2 separate regions of the Homo sapiens genome follow, and region 1 is linked to region 2. The links are chromatin loops, found by intact Hi-C in ENCODE. Cell type or tissue: heart right ventricle. All regions are shown on one strand.

Evidence for each region. Peaks named below come from ENCODE experiments on the same cell type or tissue, not always from the same donor. Only the 100,000 strongest peaks of a DNase experiment are listed, where the experiment ranks them.
Region 1: it touches region 2 in a loop (3-fold over the local background); 6 of 110 quality-filtered maps call a loop at or near these places.

What each region holds. Positions count from the first base shown.
Region 1 is chrY:19,020,471-19,028,470 of GRCh38, forward strand. All of the region lies in intron 1 of TTTY14 (testis expressed transcript, Y-linked 14), which reads right to left. Among named protein-coding and RNA genes, the nearest start is that of TTTY14, 53 kb to the right of the region's middle. In heart right ventricle, no CTCF peak of the experiment used is centred here; no DNase peak of the experiment used is centred here.
Region 2 is chrY:19,072,699-19,080,698 of GRCh38, forward strand. It overlaps TTTY14 (testis expressed transcript, Y-linked 14), which reads right to left and starts at 4,849. Exons shown (of 3, transcript NR_125735.1): 1 at 4,347-4,849. LOC124905306 (a long non-coding RNA gene) reads left to right here and starts at 7,158. Exons shown (of 2, transcript XR_007068460.1): 1 at 7,158-8,000. In heart right ventricle, no CTCF peak of the experiment used is centred here; DNase peaks (open chromatin) are centred at 3,443 and 4,703; H3K4me3 peaks cover 3,299 bases; H3K27ac peaks cover 3,593 bases.

The sequences.
Region 1 (8,000 bases), 52 kb before region 2:
TGTAAAGTAAAACAGTAACTCTGGAAGACAGTCTGTCAGTCTTTTTTTTTTTTTTTTTTTTGGAGAAGGAGTCTCACTCTGTCGCCCAGGATGGAGTGCAGTGGCGCGATCTCAGCTCACTGCAACCTCTGCCTCCCCGGTTCAAGTGATTCTCCTGCCTCAGCCTCCCGAGTAGCTAGGACTACAGGTGTGTGCCACCACACCCAGCTAATTTTTGTAGTTTTAGTAGAGATGGGGTTTCACCATGTTGGCAAGGCTGGTCTTGAACTCCTTACTTCAAGTGATCCACCCACCTCGGCCTCCCAAAGTGCTGGGATTACAGGCATGAACCACTGCACCCAGCTCCTGTCAGTCTTAAAACAAACATAATTACCATAAAACCCAGCAACCTCACTCCTGGACATTTGTCACAGAAAAATAAAAACATTTGTCCACAAAGAAGTTGTACATAATTGTTCAAAGCAGTTTTATTTACAACAAAAATCCGTATACAACAAAAAGCTTCAACCAACAATGGTGAATGGTTAAAAAATATTATGGTGCATACATCCATGAAATCCTAGTTAGCTGTAAAAAAGGAATGAAATATTGACATACACAATAATCTGGATGGATCTCAAGAGTGTTGTGCTAAGTAAAAAGTGTCTCCAAAGGTCATGAATGGTTTATTTCATTTACACAGAATTTCAGAAATGACAAATTTATTGAAATGGAGAACTAATTTATGGTTGCCCTGGGTGAGGACACCACTGGGCTGGAAGCAGAGGGATGGCTGAGCCCACGAGGTTAGTGTGAGGGAGATCCTCACAGTAGTGCAACAGTTCTGCACTTTGACTGCGTTGATGGTGATAGGAACCCATATTTAAGATGAAATAACACAGCCCCATGTGCACACACTGTACCAGTGTCAATATCCTGATCTGATATTCTACTACAGATAAGCTGTCAACCACTGGGGGAATCTAGGTGAAGGGGAAACACAGGATCGCCCTGTACTATCTTTGCAACTTACAAGGAGTCAAATAGTTATTTCAATATAAAAGTTATTTTTTAAAAAAGGTGTTGTTCACTCTAGGAATAAGTTTTGAATAACAAATTAAAAGCTCTCAATTTAGGTCGATGATACAACTGCAATCTATCTTTTCTCTTAAAATGTATCTATATAACTTTGCTATACTAGTATAAAAATATTCATATTTCACAAATAAATTGCTTTTCATAACAGCCCTTCCCAAACATGAACAGTCTTAAATTTTGGAAATGGACAAAATTTCAGCAGTGCTAATGTACTACGATGGTATTGAAGCAACAATCAGATTTAAATAATACGTAGATTTTTAAAAATATTTTTAAATAAAAAAGACCTATCAAGTTTATACATATATAGACTTTCAAATATACTTTCAAACCTTCAGTTTTAATTCTATTTTTAGGAAACAGTTATGTAACAACATAGGAAAATGGTAGCATCAATTAGACTGAACACAATATGCTCATTAGCAAACAATCTTTCATGTATGACTTGAGAAAGTCTAGAAAGATTCAGAAGCAAACCATGTAAAGCTGTACAGCAGAGCCAAGGTGAAAACAAGAAACCAGGAAAGAAAGCAAAACTTCAAATACATGAATCAAAAACAGACAGAATTGAAGGAAAAAATAGATATTGCAACAGAAATATTGACAAAATTCAACACCACACTTTCAATAATTGTAGGACAACTAGATAGAAGATATATAAGGAAAAAGAAGATTTAAACAATGCTGCAGACCAACTAGTAGAGAAATCTATAGAGCATTCCACTCAACAGGAGCAGAATATAGATTTTGCTCAAGTGCATACAGAACATTCACAAGGATATCCAATGTGTTAGGACATTAAACAAAGTTGAATACATTTAAACAGACAGAAATAATATAAAGTGGCCAGGCGCTGTGGCTCATGCCTGTAATCCCAAACTTTAGAGGCTGAGGTGGCCGATAGCCTAAGGTTGGGAGTTCGAGACCAGCCTGGTCAGCATGGTGAAACCCTGTCTCTACTAAAAATGCAAAAACTAGCTGGGCATGATGGCAGGCACCTGTAATCTCAGCTACTTGGGAAGCTTAGGCAGGAGAATTGCTTGAACCCAGGAGGCAGAGGTTGCAGTGAGCCAAGATCATACCATTGCACTGCAGCCTGGGCAATAGCGTAAGACTCCGTCTCAAAAAAAAAATAAATAATAATAATAATAATAATAAAGTATGTACTCCAACTACAATGGAATGGAATTAGAAATCAATAACAAAGAAATTTAGAAAATTTATAAATATGTGGAAATTCATATTCATTAATAAACTATGAATCAGGCCACATAAGGTGACTCACAGCTCTAATCCCAGGACTTTAGGAGGCTGAGGTAGGAGAATCCCATGAGGCCAGGAGCTTAAGACCAGCCTGGGCAATACAGCAAGATGCTGTTTCTACAACAAAATTTAAAAGTTATTCAGGTGTGTTATGTGTGCCAGTATTCCTAGCTATTTGAGAGGCTGAAGCAGGAGGAATGCTTGACCTCAAGAGTTCAAGGTTATAGTGATCATCATAGTGAACTATAATCATGCCACTGTACTCCAGACTGGGTAACAGAGCAAGAACCTGTCTCCATTTAAATAAATAAATTAATAAGGAACGAAGCAAATAAGAAATCACAAGGGAAATCAGCAAATTATTTTGAAATGTATGAAAACAATTAGAAAATACCAAACATCATGAAATACAGAAAGACAGTGCTTAGATGAAAATTTGTAGTTTTAAGTACCGGTATTGAAAAAGAAGGCCTCGAAATCAATAATCTGACCTTCTGCCTTAATAAACTATAAAAAGAAAAGTAAACTGAAAAGAAAGCAAGTGGAAGGAAACAATACAAATAGAAACCAATAAATCTAATAAAGAACAGAAAAACAATTGAGAAAAATCATTAAAACCAAAAGTTGGTTATTTTAAAAGATCAACAAAATTAAGAAACCTTTAGCTAGTGACCAAGGAAAAAAGAGAAAAGAGTTCAATTATTAAAATCAGACACAAAAGGGGGTAAGTTACTACCAACATTACAGAAATGAAAAGGACTACAAAGAAATCCTGAAAACAACTGCATAGCAACAGTTGAGATAACCTAGATAAAGAGAACAAATTCTGAGAAGGACACAAACTAACAAAATTGACTCATGAAGAGGCAGACAATCTGAATAACTCTCTAACAAGTAAAGAAACTGAATTAGTAATTTTTTTTAAAAATTAAAGTCCAGTCCTGGATGGTTTCATTGGTGAATTCTACCAAACCCTTAACAAAGAACTAATAATAATTCCTCACAAACTCTTCCAAAAAACAGAAACACTTTCTAACTCATTCTACTAAGGCCAATGTTACCCTGACACAAAAACAAACATAACACAAGAAAAAGCAAAAGAAAAAAACTATAAGCCAATACATACTTTATGAATAGAGATGCAAAAAGCCTTAACAAAACATTAACAAATCAAATCCAACAACACACAGGATTATATATGCATGATCAAGGGTTATTTATTCTGGCCTCTGTATTCAGTTAAAGAGATGAGCCTTTCAATGGACTGGAAGGCCTGCAGAGCTCTCCCACTCAGCAGTCTGTGCTGTCAAAGCAATGGACTACAAGTGAGTAATTTGCATGTGACAAACTATGAAGGCAGCCTAAATGATTTTACTACACTATTCTTAAGAAGAGCAGCCGAAATATTTGAAAAGAAGAGCACATTATACTCCAATACTGGCAAACGATGGCTTCAAAATACAAGCATTAACACTCAAAAAATAAGTATCACCAATTGCAAAGAGAATTAATAAGAAGTCTTCCAGAAGGAAAAGCAATTAGGATGATAATCAGTTAAGGTAACACCAGCTATGGTAAATGACTAATCTTGCAAACTAAAGTGCTTAACAGTAGGAGTTTATTTCTCTTTCAAATACAGTTCATTTGGTAATGGAAGGGGAGGGGTTCTGTTCCACACATTTATTCAGGAAGCCAGACTCATGGAAGCTTTGCCATCTTTAACAAGCAGTTTCCAAGACTCTGCTAGTCGTGGTCACCTACCCAACAATGGGGAAGAGAAAAGCAGGTACCTGCAAAAGAGGTTAGGTGCAAGGCTAGATGTGATATACCAGACTTTTGGCTCCACTTTCTGCCACATTTCAGTGACATGGTCCCACCTAACAGCATGAAAGGAAGTCTACCTGTGCTTGCAAGAGGAAAGGGAAATGAGTTGGAAAACTAGCCAGCCAGTCCCTGCCACAGTTAGGAAAATAAAAACTCGCATGAAACACAATAATAAAGTAAATGTATCAAGTAGACAGAGGTCACTAGATTACCAGGTAGAGCTGAACTCCTGTTACAATGTTAATAACCATAACTACAACTGAAAGAAAACATTTTTCTTCTTTCTTATGACTAAAAATGTTCCTTTTAAAAGTATGTTGTTTATAAACAAAAACTAAATCAGTAACTCTGAAATCTAACTTATTTTTGTAGGGTTTTCATACTAAAAATAATAAGATACATGCTTAGTTTCTAATAAAAATAATAACATGCTTAGATTCCTATAAAACTGCTCGTTTATTTAATAAAGTCAGAAAGGCAGGGCAGAAAGAATCTCTGGATATTACCTGATATACTTCCTTCATTTCAGAGAAGATGAAAACGTGCGCCTATTTGGCAAGGTCATACACCCGGAAATTGACCAAAGTGACTCGAACTCAGGTTTCCTGATTTCCGACAGTTTTTCTTTTTTTTTAATTTTTAACTTTTTCATGTCACTTACTATTTATTTTTATTATACTTTAAGTTCTGGGATCCATGTGCAGATGTGCAGGTTCATTACACAGGTATACACATGACATGGTGGTTTGCTGCACCCATCAACTGGTCATCTACATTAGGTATTTCTTCTAAAGCTATCCCCTCCATAGCCCCCCACCGCCCAACATTCCCAGTGTGTGATGTTCCCCATGCGGTGTTTGGTTTTCTATTCCTCTGTTACTCTGCTGAGAATGATGGCTTCCAGCTTCATCTATGTCCCTGCAGAGGACATGAACTCATCCTTTTTTATGTCTGCATAGTATTCCATAGTGTATATGTACCACATTTTCTTTCCCTAGTCTATCACTGACAGGCATGTGAGTTGGTTCCATGTCTTTGCTATTGTGAATAATGTTGCTATAAACATACGTATGCATGTGCCTTTATAACAGAATAATTTATAATCCCTTGAGTATATACCCAATAATGGGACCACTGGGTCAAATGGTGTTTCTGGTTATAGATTCTTGAGGAATAGCCACACTGTCTTTCACAATGGTTGAACTAATTTACACTCCCACCAACAGTGGAAAAGTGTTCCCATTTCTCCACATCCTCTCCAGCATCTGTTGTTTTCTGACTTTTTAATGATCACCATTCTAACTGGCGTGAGATGGTATCTCATTGTGGTTTTGATTTGCAGTTTTCTCTAACGACCAGTGATGAAGAGTTTTTTGTCATGTTTGTTGTCTGCATAAATGTCATCTTTTGTGACGTGTCCGTTCATACCATTCACCCACTTTTGGATGGGTTTGTTTCTTGTAAATTTGTTTAAGTTGTTGGTAGCTTCTGGATATTAACCCTTTGTCAGATGGATAGATTGAAAAAAATGTTTTCTCCCATTCTGTAGGTTGTCTGTTCACTCTTATGATAGAACAAAATTAACTTGGCCACAGTAGGCTTCTATCCAATTACCTCTTTTTTATCTTTGTGTTTTGAAAGTTCAGGCCATATAAATAGGAACTTTTCTGTAAAGTCCACCTCTACTCAGTAGGCAAAACTATCTGTTCATACATACCGCTAAACATTTATTTTTTTTTCTTTGTTTTTGAGATGGAGTCTCACTCTGTCACCCAGGCTGTAGTGCAGTGGCGTGATCTGGGCTCACTGCAACCTCTGCCTCCAAGTTCAAATGACTCTCCCGTGTCAGCCTCCTGAGTATCTGGGATTACACGCATGCGTCATCCAGCTAATTTTTTCATTGTTAGTAAAGATGGGGTTTCCCCATATTGGCCAGGCTGGACTCAAACTCTTAACTTCAGGTGATCTGCCTGCCTCAGCCTCCTAAACTGTTGGGATTACAGGCATGAAATATGATGCCCGGCCACCCCTAAACATTTCTTTACATGAGTCAATACTCACACAATTAGGATTATTACTGTCAATGTATGTACTTTCACCAGTAAATAGAATATGAACTCTTTGAAGGTTGCTGCCTTTTGTATCCTGAGCAAAAATTAGTGCCTGGTACATACATAATTATTTGCTGAATTGACGAATAAAACTGCAAATGCAAAATAGCAATCAAATTTTAATAACAATCATTTAATTAGATATCATTATGAATCTGAATGAAAACACACATCGGATACATAGGTCCTGATAGGATTATTTTTAAGCAAATATATCACACAGCAGATGCATTTTTAAATATCAACAATTAAACATGATTTAGATATTAATGAATTCAATATATTATCAAATAAAATTTTTATAGGATCATTTCTACTTTTATCTTTTAGAATGAAAATTAAACTACTAGATTATCATCCCCGTAACTGGAGTGCATATATTTTCTTTGTAAAGCAGCTTCATCAAAAAATGAGGACTCTTTTTTCAAAGGTTTCATGCGTCTATTATAGTCAAAGTAAAATACTCTTTCTACAGAATATTTCTCATTGCTGCATACTAAAAATGTAATAAAAATTGTTTTTGCTTGTGTAGATGGTTGTAAATTTCAATTTTTGCAATAATAATATATAGATAAGTTTTTTAAAAAGTAAAAATACCAGTTTTTTATGAAGTCCTAAAAAACACCATGTTGGACAGAATTAATTGATTCTGCAAAGAGTTTTACAAAAGATTTAATTATCTATATGCAGGTCTATAAATTAACACAATTCCATTCCAAAGAAGAAATAGCTATAGAAACAACTAAAATAATGTTACAATTAAAATTTTGCAGCAAGACATGATAGCTCATGCACTTTGGGAGACCAAGGCGGGTGGATCACCTGAGGTCAGGAGTTCTAGACCAGCCTGGCCAACATGGTGAAACACTGTCTCTACTAAAAAGACAAAAATTAGCCAGATGTGGTGGCACAGGGCAGTAATCCCAGCTACTTGGGGGGCTGAAGCAGGAGAATCACTTGAACCCGGAAGGGAGAAGTTGCAATGAGCCAAGATAACATTGCCCTCTACCCTGGGCAAGAGAGCGAGACTCTGTCTCAAAAAAAAAAAAAAAAAAAAAAATTGTTGAAGTAACTAACACTTATAATTTGTATATAAAAATTGATATTTTAATTCACATTTTAGTTAAAATGCTAAGATTTTTTTACCATTAGTGAGCATTTAGTGGTGACTTTAAAAGTGTTTCATGTCAGCCAGGCATGGTGGCTCATGCTGGTAATCTCAGCACTTTGGAAGGCCAACGTGGGATGATTACTTGAGCCCAGGAGTTTGAGACCAGCCCAGGCAACATGGCAAAACTCCACTTCCACAAAATGTTTAAAAAGTAGCCGGGTGCAGTGGTAGGCCCACGGTCCCCACTACTTGGGAGGCTAAGGGTTGAGGATGGCTTCAGCCAGGGAGGTCAAAGCTGCAGTAAGCCATGTTCATGCCACTGTACTTCAGCCTGGGCAGCAGAGCAAGACCTTGTCTCAAAAGAAAAAATTTCAAGTATGAAAAAATGTTAAATACTGCCATTTATGTGTCCTCTGTTAGTCCTTAACCAATACGTATAACATAGCAGGTACTGCATTATAAAAAACAATGTCCTCCCCATTAGACTACATGGCCAAGGAAAGTGACGACAGTGGTCCTCCAATGTCCAACACAGAACAGAGAACATCATAAACCAAACACGTAATGGACATTAAAGTATAAATCTACAACTGAATAAGCAAGCAAACAAAAAA
Region 2 (8,000 bases):
CCCACCTTTATGTAAATTATAAAAGCAAACCTGTAATGAAAACAAATGGGAGCCACGCATGGTGGCTCACGCCTATAATGCCAACACTTTAGGAGGCTGAGGCAAGCCCAGAAGTTTGAGGCCTATGAAACATAAGGAGACTCCATTTCTTTTTTTATTTTTATTTTTTGTTTGTTTTTTTGAGACTGAGTCTTGCTCTGTCACCGTGGCTGGAACGCAGTGGCACAATCTCGACTCACTGTAACCTCCACCTCCCAGGTAAGCAATTCTCCAACCTCAGCCTCCCGAGTAGCTGGGATTACAGGCACATGCCACCATGCCTAGCTAATTTTTGTATTTTTTTAGTTGAGATGGGGTTTCGCCTTGTTGGCCAGGCTGGTCTCGAACTCCTGACCTTGTGATCCACCCACCTCGGGCTTCCAAAGTGCTGGGATTACAGGCATGAGCCACTGCACTAGGCCAGGAGACCCCGTTTCTAAAAAAATAAAAGTAAATTAGCTGGACATGGTGGCACATGCCTGTGGTCCCAGCCACCCAGGAGTCTGAGGTGGGAGGATCGCTTCAGCCCGGGAAGTCAAGGCTGTAGGGAACCATGTTCACGCCACTGCACTCCATAGTGAGCCACACAGTGAGATCCTGTCTCAAAAAAAAAAAAAAAAAAAGGCTTGCTAAATGCTAAAATCAAGTGATATTAAACTAAGACCCAAAGGCTGAGTAACAGTTATCTTGGAGTTGTGATGGAGGCATCTGCATGGGAGACAGCGATAGATATGTCAAAGCCATGCCAAAAACTATGGTACCTGGCTCAACTGAGGAAAGGAAAGGCCAAGGCAGCCAGAATGACGCAGGATCCGACTGGAGGCCTGAGGCGGGGTAAAAGAATGAGGCATGTATTCAGAATTAGGCCACAATCATCATTTGGGATGTTATTAAAAAAAATAACATCTGAAGTTCTGCCTTATACATACATAAAACAATATAAGCTGAATCTGACTCTAGGTTAAGAGATGCCATGAAAAAGGTTTCTCAAACAAATAAAAGCCACTTAATAATAGAACCCCTGGGCCGGATGTAGTGGTTCCTGCCTGTAATCCCAGTAACATGGGAGGCTGAGGTGGGCAGCTCACTTGAGCCCAGGAGTACAAGACCAGCCTGGGCAACATAGAGACCCTGTCTCTATATTACGAAAAGCAAGAGGCAGGAGAATCACTTGAACATGGGAGGCAGAGGTTGCAGCGAGCCGAGGTTGCAGCACTCCAGCTGGGTGACATAATGAGACTCCATCTCAAAAACAAATGAACAAATAATACACAATAAAATAATAGAAACGTCTATCAAAATTAATGAAGTGATCATTAAAGTGGATCATGTTCTAAGGCTAAAATGGCTTCTATGGGGGTCAGGTGCCATGGCTCACGCCTGTAATCCCAGCACTTTGGGAGGCCGAGGCGGGTGGATCACGTGAGGTCAGGAGTTCAAGACCAGCCTGGCCAACACGGTGAAACAAAAATTAGCCAGGCATTGTGGCACATGTCTGTAATCCCAGCTACTCAGGAGGCTGAGGCAGGAGAATCACTTGAACCAGGGAGGTGGAGGTTGGAGTGAGCGGACATTGCACCATTGCATTCCAGCCTGGACAACCAGCGAAACTCCACCTCAAAAAAAAAAAAAAATGCTTTCTAAGGCAATTATTTAGTTGCCTGAGTTCCAAGAGCTGAAGATTGACACCTTCTTTCATATGGTTTTACGATAAAAGCTAGAAAGTTGAATTGCACAGACATTCCATTTAAAATTTAAATTAAAAAAACACACACTGAAAACATTTCAACATTTCAAAACAGTAACTTTTAGTTATTTGAATTCATTCAATTTTTCTATAAAGTTTACCAAACGGGTCACAATTCCTACAGAACACTGACTACACAGCAATTTAAATAAGTTGATACAACATGCTGTTAGATAAGCAATGTATCTTCACCTATTCACTAGCAAATACCTTGCTATTAAATAACACTCATCCACTACACTTACCATTTGACCGATGAAGAGACTTATACAAGGTAATGGACAGACCTAAACACTTATTTTGGCAACCAAATGTAGATTATTTTCTGAACCAGCATTTACTGATACTCTCTCTGTTATTTAATGGATGATGGGCTCATTGCCCATATGCAAAGTAAATTTCCTCTTACATTTGATGAACCATTAATTTTACTATGTAAAACACCAAAGTACCAGTTGCAAAGTAATATTACAGGACTTGCTCAATCACTCTCAAAAGACACTAACAGAACTCTAAGTATTCCACGCAGCCAACATTTAATAAAAGAAATCAAGAGCTCAGAGACGCCAAATAAAATCTCAGGGTCTCTGATTTTGAACTATCCTAGTTATGCCATTAATGGCATTTGCACACAACAAAAATAGTAACTGTTTCAATAGTACTTTTTCCACAAGCAATATCATCTTACATGTTGGCTGAATAAGTCTCATTGCCTCAAAAAGGATCAAAAGATTCTAAGTTTTGCAGTTCAACAATTGTGAACAATTTTATTTCTCATTTCAAGTGTAAAGGATATTGCTCAAATCACCGCATGAAACTCTCTCCTCATGTAAGAAAGCCTGAAATCTGATTTCTCTACCAAAAAAAAAAAAAAAATCCAGTTCTTGCAAATGGATACAAAACTACTCATAACCTGCAAAAACCATGAAACCTAAGCATGTTACATCTTAACTGTTATAAGAAAAATAGTTAAAGCAAAGGGAGCTGTCAGAGAATCTTCATTTTCCCAGTGTCTTCCAAAACTTCTTGGAACTCGTATACAAGAATACCTTTCAAAAACACAACAGAAGCAGAAAACGTCAATCGGGCACCAGGAAAAGAGCAGGCCTAGAGAAAAACCTAGACTCCCCTGCCACCGACCTTCCCAAATGACACAGATACAAGCGTTAACAGCACAATCCCTCTGAGAGGGGATTGAAACAATGTGGCAGGTACGGACACACACACATACACACACACAGGACTGAATCAATGTGGCAGGGACACACACACACAAGACTGAATCCATGTGGCAGGGACACACACACGACTGAATGTGGCAGGGACACACACACACACAGAATCCAAGTGGCAGGGACACACATACACACACTCTCACATCACTCCCCACTCCCTTCCCCAACGCCCTGGATGATGAAATGAGAAACGGAAATTAACATTTCAGGCAACGTCTCACATTGTTCCTTAAGGGCAAGAGCTGCTGTTGAAGCCGCCACCGCCGCCGCTTTCCTCCCAACTCCCTCCTCCGACCTGCCTACCCTCCCCCCTAATAACCCCCACACTGTTGGCCCGCATTCCAGTCCCTACTCGAACCTACGCGCGCCTCCAGCAACCCTGCCTTTCGCCCGCCCCCAGCAACCCTGCCTTTCGCCCGCCCCTTCCGGCTGGGATCCCGGCAGCTGCCTGCTCTCATTCCAGAAGAGCAATAATAATAGGAACGCTGGCCAGGCGCAGTGGCTCACTCCTGTAATACCAGCACTTTGGGAGGCCAAGGTGAGCGGATTACGAGGTCAGGAGATCGAGACCATCCTGGCTAACACGGTAAAACCCCGTCTTTACTAAAAATACCAAAAAAATTTAGCTAGGCATGGTGGGGGCGCCCGTAGTCCTAACTACTCGGGAGACTGAGGCAGGAGAATGGCGTGAACCCGGGAGGCGGAACTTGCAGTGAGCTGAGATCGCGCCATTGCACTGTAGCCTGAGCGACTGAGCAAGACTCCGTCTCAAAAATAAATAAATAAATAAAATAAAAAGAATACTACTACTAATAATAATAGGGACGCTGAGAATAACAACTACGACCAGAACCGAACAGCGAAGGCGCCCCTGTTGTGTGTTAGAAGTCGGCGCCCCCCGAGTTCCGCAGCAGTCAACACCTGCCCAGGGCCCCCCTCGGCAGCCCCTCACAGCAGCCCCCGGGCTCCCAGAACCCCCAGGCGCTCCCGGAAGCCCCCAGTCGGTCCCCCACAGCCCCCTGGGGACCTTCTGCCCCGCCAGCCCCGCCCCGGAGCCCCCCGTCCGCCCCGCACAGCGGCCTCGGGTCCCCCTAACCGTCGCTCCGAGCCCCTCGAGCTCCCAAGCCCGCTTGGAGCCCCCTGTTGGCCCTTCACGACCTCCCCGAGCCCCCAAAGTCCACCGCCCACCCCGATCCCGGCCCTCCAGGCCTGACCCAAGGCCCACACAGCAGCTCTGTCGGCTGGGAAGGCCTGCAGGCTGCAAGGCCGCGCGAATGCCCCGGGCCAGCCCCAACCACTGTCCCTAGGCCAGCGGCGTCTCTTACTGGGATTCGAAGACTGGACGGCTCCCCGGCGGCTCAGCGGCGGGGCGCGAGCGCTGCCCATGCAGCCCGTGGCGGCGTTTCCCCGGCGGCGCTACCGCAGCGGGAAGGCGGAGCAGGCTCGAGGCCTGGCCGAATTGCGGGCAGGCGGTATGCTAGCCCGCCACTCGGCTGCGCGGCACCTGTTGCGGAGGACTACTGAGGGGGCATCTGGCCGCAAGCTCACCGGAGGCGCCTCCCCAACTGAAGATCTCGGTCCATCTCAGGGTGGCCTCTGACTCTCCGACCCGGCGCTGGTGCAGGCTGCATGAGAAGCTCTGGCCCATTGTCCCCGCACCCCACACCCCTTATCCGTCACAGCCATTGGCCCGCCCCAGTTGGCCGCAGGGACTGAGCAAGTTATGCGGTCGGGAAGACGTGCGTTAAAGGGCTGAAGGGGAGGGACGGAACTGACAGTCTCTGTGACAGCTCTGAGGTGGGAGTAGGAGGACGTCGCATTGACGATTGGGCAGGGTCCTGCGTAAGGGAGCACACGACCCTGGAAGTAGCGAGCAACCGGATTGGCGGTTTCCTTCGCAAACGTCTTGCCTTCTGGGGCCTGGCAATTGGTCTTTCCAAGTGTCGGAAGCGACGGGGATATGGTCTGGAAACATCTGGTTTTGAACATCTGGTATTGAAGCGCTGGGAGGCAAAACGTCTGCCCCGCGCGCCCATGCGGCGAGTGTCGGTCCGTGCCCCTGCTCAAGGACAGCTCGGGCCACGTGCGCCCCGGTCCCCAGAAGGCCTGGCTCCGGACTGTGCTGCCCTGGGGCGTCACTGGGCAAGGAGAGCAGTGGGTCGGCGTCGAGGGGAGGGGACCTGGGCTTCGGAGCGGTTGCTCCGGGTGGGCACTGGCCGCGCAACCCCTCTCCCGCGCAGAGACGCTAGCTCCACCGTGAGCGGGAACGGCCCTTGGGCGGGTTGTAGCGTTGGCTCCAGATTCCCTGGGTCTCGCGCACTGAGAGCCTGAGCCGCCTGAGGGAGGCAAAGCGCCCTGGAGCCGCGTCCCCTGCCTTGCAAGTTAGTTCTCCAACACGCGAAAAGGGTAGAGAGAACTGATGCGGTGACAGAAGCATTGGGTGAAGTTCACTTGGCACCACCCAATTTCTAATTCAGCCATATTTTTCATAGTTCTACAAACAAACGTCCAGCTGGGTCTGGGTGCTGTAATCCCTGCACTTTGGGAGGCCCAGGCGAGAGGCTGTATTGAAGCCAAGAGTTTGAGACCAGCCTGGGCAAAACAGCAAGACTCCATCTCTACAAAAGTTTAAAAAATTATGTAGATATGATGGTGTGTGCTGCTAGTCCCAACTACTTGGGAAGCTAAGACGAGAGGATCGCTTGAGGCCAGGAATTTGAGACCAGCCTGGACTCCATGTATAGAAATATGTATGTGTGTGTGTGTGTGTATTTAAAAATATATATGTGTATGTGTGTGTATATGTGTGTGTTTATATGTGTGTGTATATATGTGTGTGTTTGTGTGTGTATATATATATAGATGGGTGTGATTGTGCACACTTGTGGTCCCAGCTACTTGGGAGGCTGAGGTAGGAGAATCACTGAGCCTTGGAGGTTGAGACTCTAGTGAGCTATGACTGCACCACTGCACTTCAGCCTGGCCAACAGAGCAAGACCTTGTCTTGCTCTGTTTTCATATATATATATGCTGGGTATGGTGGCGCACACCTGTGGTCCCAGCCACTCAGGAGGCTGAGATGGGAGGATTGGTTGAGTCCAGGAGGTCAAAGCTGCAGTAAGCCATGATTGCACCAGTGCACTCTTTCCTGGGCCACGGCAAGACTCTGTCTCTAAAAAAATAAAAGGGCACAGACACCCACAGAGGGATGACCACGTGAGGATGCATTGCTTGAGCCTGGGAAGTTGTGGCTACACTGAGCTGTGATCACGCCACTGCACTTACCAGGCTCAAGTGATCCTCCTGCCCTAGCCTCCTAAGCAGGTGAGACCACAGTTTTGTGTCACCACTCCCGGCTAATTAATTATTTGTAGAAATGAAGTTCTAGGTTGCTCAGGCTGGTCTGAAAATCCTGGGCTCCAGTGATCCGCCTTGGCCTCCCAAAGTGCTGGGATTATAGGCATGAGCCTCTGTGCCCAGACCAACTGAATTCTTAATTGGTGTCTTGGTAGTTCATTAGTTAATCTGCCTCAGTTTCCTTTAAATGTTTGACCCTAGGCCGTGCACAGTGTCTCTGGCCTGTAATTCCAACACTTTGGAGAGAAGTGTTTGGGATACTGAGGTGGGCAGATCACCAGAGGTTAGGAGTTCCAGACCAGCCTGGCCAACATGGTGAAACCCTGTCTCTATTAAAGATACAAAATTACCCAGGCGTAGTTGTGGGCACCTGTAATCCCAGCCACTCGGGAGGCTGAGGCAGGAGAATTCCTTGAACTCGGGAGGGAGAGGTGGGTAAGCTTCAGTTGCACCACTGCACTCCAGCCTGGGCAACGAGAGTGAAACTCTGTCTCAAAAACAAAACAAACTAAAAAATACTGAGCTTGTCCTCTGGCTAAGCTCTATTAAGAAGGTTGTGTGCTGTCATCCTGTTGTACGTATTTGAGAAAAGTTCTAGATTTCACTTCTTGTCCATCTTTCATTTGATCTTTAACAAAAAAACAAATGGAGACAAGGTCTTGCTCTGTTGGCCAGGCTGAAGTGCAGTGGTGCAGTCATAGCTCACTAGAGTCTCAACCTCCAAGGCTCAGTGATTCTCCTACCTCAGCCTCCCAAGTAGCTGGGACCACAAGTGTGCACAATCAAACCCATCTAATTTTTTTTTTTTTTCACTTTTTGTAGCAGTGAAGTCTTGATCGCCTGGCTTCAAGTGAACCTCTGGAGAGACAGGACTAGCTGGATTTTCTAGGCCAACTAAGAATCCCTAAGCCTAGCTGGGAAGGTGACTACATCCACCTTTAAACATGGGGCTGGCAACTTAGCTCACACCCAACCAATAAGGTAGTAAAGAGAGCTCACTAAAATGCTAATTAGGCAAAAACAGGAGGTAAAGAAATAGCCAATCATCTATTGCCTGAGAGCACAGAGGAAGGGACAATGATCGGGATATAAACCCAGGCATTCAAGCCAGCAATGGCTACCCTCTTTGGGTCCCCTCCGTTTGTATGGGAGCTCTGTTTTCATGCTATTTTAAAGTCTTGCAACTGCACACTCTTCTGATCCATGTTTGTTACAGCTTGAGCTGAGCTTTTGCTCACCATCCAGCAATGCTCTTTGCCACCATCACAGACCCGCCACTGACTTCCATCCCTCTGGATCCAGCAGGGTGTCAGCTGTGCTCTTGATCCAGTGAGGCACCTGTTGCCACTCCCAGTTGGGCTAAAGGCTCACCATTGTTCCTGCAAGGCTAAGTGCGCGGGTTTGTCTAGTTGAGCTGAACTAGTTGAGCTGGGTTCCACAGTTCTCTTCTGTGACCCATGACTTCTAATAGAGCTGTAACACTCACAGCATGGCCCGAGATTCCTACTTGGAATGCATGAGGCCAAGAACCCCAGGTCAGAGTAGAAGAGGCTCACCACCATCTTGGAAGTGGCCCCCACCATCTTGGGAGCTCTAGAAGCAAGTCCCCCTGGCAACCTTTT